Regions from separate parts of the Homo sapiens genome. Here region 2 is linked to region 1. Evidence: read pairs that join two places in POLR2A ChIA-PET (ENCODE). Cell type or tissue: Panc1. All regions are shown on one strand. Region 1 has its middle 330 kb from the start of KCNH7. Region 2 overlaps FIGN (fidgetin, microtubule severing factor).

Region 1 (4,000 bases):
AAGACACGCTGGAGATAAACTTATTCTTCATCTAAGTAAACAATTTTTCAAAAAGTAGCTTTAAGTGGCAGGAACCATTGTGTCATTTAGTGATTTTTGGTATAGTTAAACTTAATCCAGGTTACTGAGATGGCTGATTTTAAATGGGCAATTTTGCCACTTTTTGTTGTTGTTAACTTTCATCCTTTTGATGAACTGTAACTTTTACCTGGACATTCCAGAATCATCATTTTTCTTCAGTGAGAATAAACACTGGACCCTTAGGTAGCTGTTCCCTCTTTCCTGTATCCCTTCCCATCTTTATTGTTATCCTTCACCGAAGAAGGAAAGCCTAAGCTTGTTGTTTAGGGATAAGTAATTATTTTCTTTTCTTTATTTTGTTTTTCTTGAGTGTTTCATTTCCAGGACCAAAAAAAAAAAAAAAATTACGGGTTAAGATGCTTAGTTACTAAATGTTTGACTTCTTTTCCTACAGTCAACTCCATAGTTCTAGAATTATTTATTGATTTTACTCATTATATTTAGTATAAAATTGCTTATAGATAAGATATATACATAGACTTATATTGACATAATTGTATGAACGTATGTGTATCTGTGTATGTGTCTGTGTGTGTATGTATATATTTACCCCTTCTCCTGGCACCTATCCTAGGCCTAGTGCTACCTGTGATGCATTAAAGAGCCTAGATTTTGAAGTCAAAGTTAGCTCCAATTCCTAGTGGATGGGTACCTTGATACAAGTTATTTGTCCTCTTGACATTCTTGTTTCTTCTTATGAATATTAATAATAATAGTAATTATTTTTCATAGCTGTTTTAAGGATAACATATTTGTGTGATTGTGTAAGGAGTCTAGCACCATGCTTGGCATGTAAGTGATTAATAAATGTTACTTTTATTATATTTGCCTGGCCTATAGTAGGTGGTTAAAAATATTTTACTAGTGTTATTATTATCTATATCTTACTAGTCCCCATGTGTCTCACTACTATAGCAATATTGCTTTATAACTACCAACAAACAACTCCATTTTTTAAATAGACAATATGTAATATACTTGTGAGGATTATGCAAGATGATCCATATATAGCTGTTGCATAAGGTCCTCAATAAGTATGTATATTGTTATGGCTTTGGTTGTCAACATAATTGTTGTACAAAGCTTGCTCTGAACATTTTTTCCCTAGCTGCTCTAGCTTCTTAATTAGGCTTCGATCTTCATTTCTAAGAAAAATATAAAACCACTTATGATGTAGAAATCTGCCTATATTTTCATTTGTGGCTTTGGCCAGGTCATTTATCATCCATAAGGCTCAGTTTCTCAATCCTGGAATGAAGTTTCTAAATGAGGTCTTGAAAGTACTTTTCATCAATTTCATGCAGAAGTCATTTTCTTGAATCTGCTGTGTGAGTGAAAGCCATCAGACAACCACCATTGGCCACAAAAGCATGTGATCAGTGCTTTCATTTAAAACTCTAAAGGGAAATAATCCAATATGTAAACTTGTAAGATAGGCACATAATACTTGAAAGTCAAATACTAAATATTCCTACTTTAAATACAGTTCTTTTTTTTTGAGACGGAGTCTTGCTGTTTCCCAGGCTGGAGTGCAGTGGCGCAATCTCGGCTCACTGCAAGCTCCGCCTCCCGGGTTCACGCCATTCTCCTGCCTCAGCCTCCCGAGTAGCTGGGACTACAGGCACCCGCCACCATTTAAATACAGTTTTTAAACTACTATATTTTACCTATTTCTTAATTTGGCCTCCTGGTACAAAATCAAGATAAAGGACAGTGCATATATTACTTAGAGAGTGAGAATCTCAGTGTAAGTCATTTGTTTTGTTAATGTCATTGCAAATTTTTACAGTGTCAGCCTAGACCTTATTATGTGAAACCACAGAGAATCACGGACATAATCTGATCAGCCTTAATGCAATATAGTTTTGTCAAAAAATCTATTTGTCGAGTAAAAGGCATTGCGTTAGTTCTTTTAATATATGGTGTATAGTGACACCTATAGGAGACTGTGTGTAATGAATGGCATTCATTTAAAATAGGGATTCTATGGGTGTGGTAAGCTTTTAGTGTGAGGAAAGTGCATTCAATGGAAACAGGAAAATATAAATTCAGCATTAACACTTAAAGTGTGTAAGCTCTCCCTTAAGAATTAAAGATGCCTGGAATATATTCCATAATAGAAATAGCTTCAAATGACTGGGAAAATTGATGGAGAAGAGAACAATTTCCATGGTAACAATATAATGGGAATTTCTTTTTTTTAAGGAAGAGTAAAGTAAAAAACAGAAATATAAAGTGAGTGCCACAAAGGAGACTACACCTGGCAGCAAGTGATAGGGTAGAAATAGCTCTTTTTTTCAAATATCTGAGTAAAACACTATTTAATTCTCTGTATCAGTAACAATCATAAAACAATTGTGGTTATAATTATAGTTACATCTTGTGCTATGCCATATCAATTATATTTCCCAACTAACATCATTGTGTCACAGACATGCCTGAAAAGCTGAGGCCACATAGCATGGAGAGAAGAGCTGTGGACTGGTTGTGAGAGGTGTGATTGCAAATCCCAGGGCTGCTAAACTATGGTCTACCGACCATAGTTATTTTATCCACAGAATGAGAAGGGATGACAAGGTAATTTCAAAAGCCAAATCCAGTTCTAAATTTTCCAACTATAAATTTAAATTAGTGATGACTTTTTCTTTTTTAATGATTCCATGATTAGTGGTTAACTTGATGTGCAACCTTTTACAAAGCACTTAACCTCTCTGTGCAATGGTTTTCTAACTTTTAATTGCAGTGCGTGGACTAGATGATCTCTAAATTGTCACCTCTAAAATATTATTATTCTAAAATACTGTACATCATATTCCTAACACTAGTTTGATCCCTGAGTGAGTTAAAATTCTACCTTTGGGTGGTATTACGAGAATCAGTGAAATCCCAAGCATATGAGTAAAAGGGCTACTTATATCTAATATGGATTTATCTCTAAACATATTTGTATGAGCTGCAAGAGTATATTTGGGTTCTTTAAAATCTATACACCCACAGTACCTCTACTGTTGTTTGGTTTGTTATTGAGGACAGCAACAGAAAATGTGTGTCTCCCCAGGGGTCATCTCCCCAACCTCACTCCATGGCATTCAACATACGAAGTGATCTAAATTTTTGAGTTCAACTCCCTGTTTCCTCCAAAAGCCTTTGTAGCTTAAGCTGAGCCTCATTAAGGGACTGCCTAAGGTTTTAAAACATAATTAAATAAGTATTTCCTATACTTGTTCTGGAAAGAGACTTTTTAGTATAGCAAATCTATATTCAAACTTCATTATACACATTCAGAAGAAAGCTACAGGTTACTAGGATTTCTTCATATTCAACAAAAGAGAAGCTTTTTCCTGATGTTTTGTCTTGAAGCCAAGCTTACAATCCTCTTAGTAGTAAAGTAAAGACCAGTTTTATTGGGTACATACCATATGCCAAGAATGATGTTAAAACTTCAGGTGCGGAATTTCATTTAATCTTTATAATCCACTGAAAGATTTATAATCTTTTCATAAATGAAGAGAATACAACCTTAAAAGTTTAACTTATTAAGTTTAAAACTGAATTAAAGTATATTGAACTCAGACTTGGTCTGTCTCTCGGTGTGTGTGTGTGTGTGTGTGTGTGTATACAGCACACACATATGTACATACACAGGTCTAGTTTAATTGGTTCCTATCATCATTATTAAAGGTTCATCTTTCTTATCTACTTGTATTATGAGCTCATAGTCAATGGCATATTTAGAATCTGAATATTAGAAGAGTGTAGTTAAGTTTAGAGCTAACAAATAGTTTTATTTTCTATTGCTCCCATGTTATTTCAAAGCAAATTCTTAGCATCACAGCATTTCATCCGTGCAGATTTCAGAATATGTGACTAAAATATAAGGAATTTTGTATAATGCTATAACAATACATTTATCACATGT
Region 2 (4,000 bases), 470 kb before region 1:
GCTCTCTGGTATTTATCACTATTTAGGAGACTTGAGGTTCAAAGGGCCAGGATTCATAGGTACCAGTGTTATTCTAAATATTTGATCAAGTACCTGTTGAGGGATTTTCTTTTGGCCTTTTGTCTTTAGTATAAGAGGACTCTCCCATTCTGCCCAGGTATATTTAGTAACTCTGTTTTTTGTGTAGCTAAATATAGTTCAAAGACCCAGCATTAGGATCAACACAGTTGGAATTTTTTTTCAAGTCAATAGGTCTTGATTTATTAACGAACTCTAAGACCAAAGGGTGATATTCTTCATATAAGGAACTCTGCTTCTAGACAAATGAATCAAATCGCTTTTTAAGTACAGACTCTTAAAATAGTAAATTATATTTAAAATCAATTGTTAAAAATGATTGTTTCCTGAGCTGAAATGTATAAATAAAAAAATGGAAACCTAAATGTAGAAATAAGTGTGTAGACACACACTCATGACTCTATATATTAAGGAGATACGGTGGCAGAGTGAGAGTGTGTACTGGTCAAAGAAAATTATGATATAAATAACCAAGGAGGGTTTTTGTGAAGATGATTAGAAATTAACTGTATCTTCTGATTCTTCTATTTTTGTTACATAAACATGAAAATGTTCTTAAGTTTAATGTTATGAAATTTTCCAGTTCAGTATTTTCTGTATCTAACTTGATTAAACATGTTAATTTTTTCATAATTAGAAAAATTACTATTTTATAATGATGTGCTAATTATAAACCAGTTGGAAATTTTCTGTAAAAGTGTTTTATTTTAAAAGTGATTGGAAAGGTAATATGATACTTCTTGCAGGAAGCAGTTCCTGTACACATGTACAAGTATATGAAGGTATCCAGCCTCATATGAAATGTTTTTCATGAGGGTAATAACTGTAGCACTAAGGGTAGCACTCAGATGATGATAATAACAATAACAATTCTTTAAGAAGGACATATTAAGCTAAGCTGCTTTATGCATAAAATATTCATGTATATATCTACTTATGTTTACAGAAACTTAAAATATTAGAATGTTAGACCAACAGCAATAAAATACTTGGAAAAGGTACAAAAGGAATATCTAATGAATTTTAGTCTTCCTTGGGGAATTTAGAAGAGACAACTTTTATTAATATTATTTGAAAAATAATTGATTTCGTGTTAAAAAAATGCCTTTTAGATTTTGTTGTTGTTGTTAATGATGTAACTATTTCCTATTTGGTTTCAGTGTATCTGGGTCCATTCCCCACTGAAGAGAGTAAAGGAATTTTCACGGCTCTTTTGGAAATGTATATCCAAATATATTGTGGTAAAGAATGTATCTGAGGCACTATCACCGTGGTTTGAGTGGATTATTGGCCTCAGAGCACTGTAGAAATTGACAATTGTGGTACCTGATTGAATTTTTTTCCCCTGTAAAAATCTGAGGGAACATGAACTTGTTTGCCATGTTTAACCTATATTATACAGAAGATGGATTGCCTTTAATCTGCACAATAAAGCTTATAATTATATATTGCAACCTATGCATCAGAGAAGTGATCTTACTTGAAAAATTTAAACATTTTTCTGGAACCTGTCATGGTAACATTGAAAGGATTAAATAAATGTGCTGTGTTTTTTAAGTATGAAAAATTTTAATTGTAAAAAAATTCTGAGAATTAGGCCAGTCATAGGAAAAATGCAAAACCACACTTGAGAGGTAAAGAACAATTTCTAGTAGTCACTATAATAACTTTTATCAGGTAAAGAGCATTGAAAAAAATTTAAATATATTTTTGTTGTCCACCTTATGTAAAATTATTTTTTGTGCCGAAAATTCTATTTTGCTATTCTTAGTAACAAGCAAACAACATAAATTTTAAGTGAGAATCCATAAAAATTCTATACTTTCTGAGATCTGTAAAATATCAGTTTTGCTTACTGGAGGGGTTTAATGCTGTTTAATATACTTTTCTCTTTACAATTAAATTAGATGTTTTTTTTAGAGGAGAAAAACTCATAAAGGAAACAGCCTTGGAGATGTAATATGTTCTAACATATTTAAATAATTAGACTTCTGTCTCATTGAAATGTATGTGCTCTAGGTTGGGTAGTGATAAAAGCATGAATATTAGTATGATTAGGAAATTACATCATGTCACAGCGTAATTGATTGATTGATAGCTGAATGAAAACTAACCATAAAGCATGTGAAAATAAATGTGTGTGCTGCAGTTACTCAGGCAGAATTTTTGCATCTACCCAGTTACAAGATTAGTAACTGAAATGTTCATCTTCCAAACAAATGGAATTGATATTTCTTCCTTTTGCTTGTGCCTGTGTATGCTTTCATTCTAATACTGGCAAGGAAAAGAATAAGAGGATTTGAAGTGCTTAGTGCTCAATTCAGTATTTAATTGTTCTTTAAGACTTGTCAGATGGGCACCACATTACTAATTGACTCTGTGAGCAATTAGTGTTTTGGAATTTACCTTTCTGAGCTTCAAGTTTTAAATGTAAAGCCCCACTAAAACCTAAGAGTTAATACTCTCTTACTTGTCCCTGGAGAATTGCATTTCCCAAACATTTAAATTACCATTAATTTTTAAAAAGCATTTTGCCTTTTTTCTGCTTGTGTTTTTACTTTCTCATTCTCTGTCTTGATCTTTTAAAGATTCCTGCTCATACAAGTCTTTGGCGACTCTCACACTAGCGTAGAAGGGCTGGAGAAGCAAGACCACGGCAGGATTCCGTTTCAAAGCTGAACCAATATTCACCATTGACATATTCATTCATCTGTGCAGGGTCATTGGAAATCCTCTCTCTCTAGTTTTTCCTTCCCTTCAGGGAGCAATGCTTAAAAGAGCAAACCCCTGGTGTGAAGAGATAGGAGAATTCTCAGCACAGCCAATGGTGCCAGGAATCGAATTAAAGTTGTCCATTTGCAGATGACTGTCTATTGGAGATCCCAGCACACAGAGGCACCGTGCTTTCTGCTGATGCTTTGTTTACTTGAGATTCTGTCAGTGGCACTTCAATTTTATTTTTTTATGGCAAAAGTCACATCCTGCCTAAAATATGTCAGAAGACCAAAAACACTAGGATACATATTGGTCTGTAGAGTTACTTACATAGCATTTTACTCTATTTCCAAGGCTTGCTCAAGGAAAAATAAAAATTTTAAAGCCTTATGTGCATGTGCAAGAAAGGATTGTGCTTCACATTCTAATAGCAAAAAAAAAAAAAGTTAAATAATTACTGAATTCACTCTTCTTTTTTGAGAAGCCAAAAACTTGTCATTTATTCTGCAATTGTTGACATTCCCAGATCTATTTTGGCATAAATCTCATTTTGATATGACTGAACCTACAATTTTGTCTATCTTCACATGCATTATCTCTTCTAAGTGAGAGGCACTAAGAAGACATGAGTTGCCATTAAATCTTAGATGCCAGAAGTCAGCACTGAGTATGTTTTCTCCAGTTTGATTTCCTTTGCTAGCATAGGAGATGCTGCCATGATTTAATTTATTAGGCAAAGTAAAAAACTGTCGTAATTAGATTTGTGGGAAGATTTTTTTAAACCCCCAGAAGAACATAAACTCTTTAGGAGATGAATATTTAGAATGCATGGTCTCTTTTCAAGTTCCAGAGAACCCAAGTATGTTTTAACAATTGCTAGTTTTGAGTTTGTAATTAGATTGCTACTGTTGCATTTCTTCTTTCACTTTAATTTTTCTCTGCTTTATTTGCAAATAGTGAATAGTCCCTCAATACACATTTACTGACAGAATGAATAAATGATGCTCTGTGTTCCGTTTTTTGTTTGTTTGTTTGAGACGGTGTCTCACTGTGTCGCCCAGGCTGGAGTGTAGTGGTGTGATCTCGGCTCACTGCAACCTCTACCTCCCAGGTTCAAGCAATTCTCATGCCTCAGCCTCTCAATTAGCTGGGACTACAGGCGCCTGCCACCACTCCTGGCTAATTTTTTGTATTTTCAATAGAGATG

What was found. ChIA-PET counts read pairs that join two places held together with the same protein. Peaks named below come from ENCODE experiments on the same cell type or tissue, not always from the same donor. Only the 100,000 strongest peaks of a DNase experiment are listed, where the experiment ranks them.
Region 2: POLR2A ChIA-PET joins it to region 1 with 5 read pairs; 1 of 35 experiments calls an interaction of 5 or more read pairs at or near these places.

What each region holds. Positions count from the first base shown.
Region 1 is chr2:163,167,704-163,171,703 of GRCh38, reverse strand. No RefSeq gene overlaps it. Among named protein-coding and RNA genes, the nearest start is that of KCNH7, 330 kb to the right of the region's middle. In Panc1, CTCF peaks have their summits at 1,814 and 2,029; DNase peaks (open chromatin) are centred at 1,430 and 1,953; H3K4me3 peaks cover 571 bases.
Region 2 is chr2:163,636,906-163,640,905 of GRCh38, reverse strand. The region is part of intron 2 of FIGN (fidgetin, microtubule severing factor); the gene reads left to right. Among named protein-coding and RNA genes, the nearest start is that of FIGN, 97 kb to the left of the region's middle. In Panc1, no CTCF peak of the experiment used is centred here; no DNase peak of the experiment used is centred here; H3K27ac peaks cover 960 bases.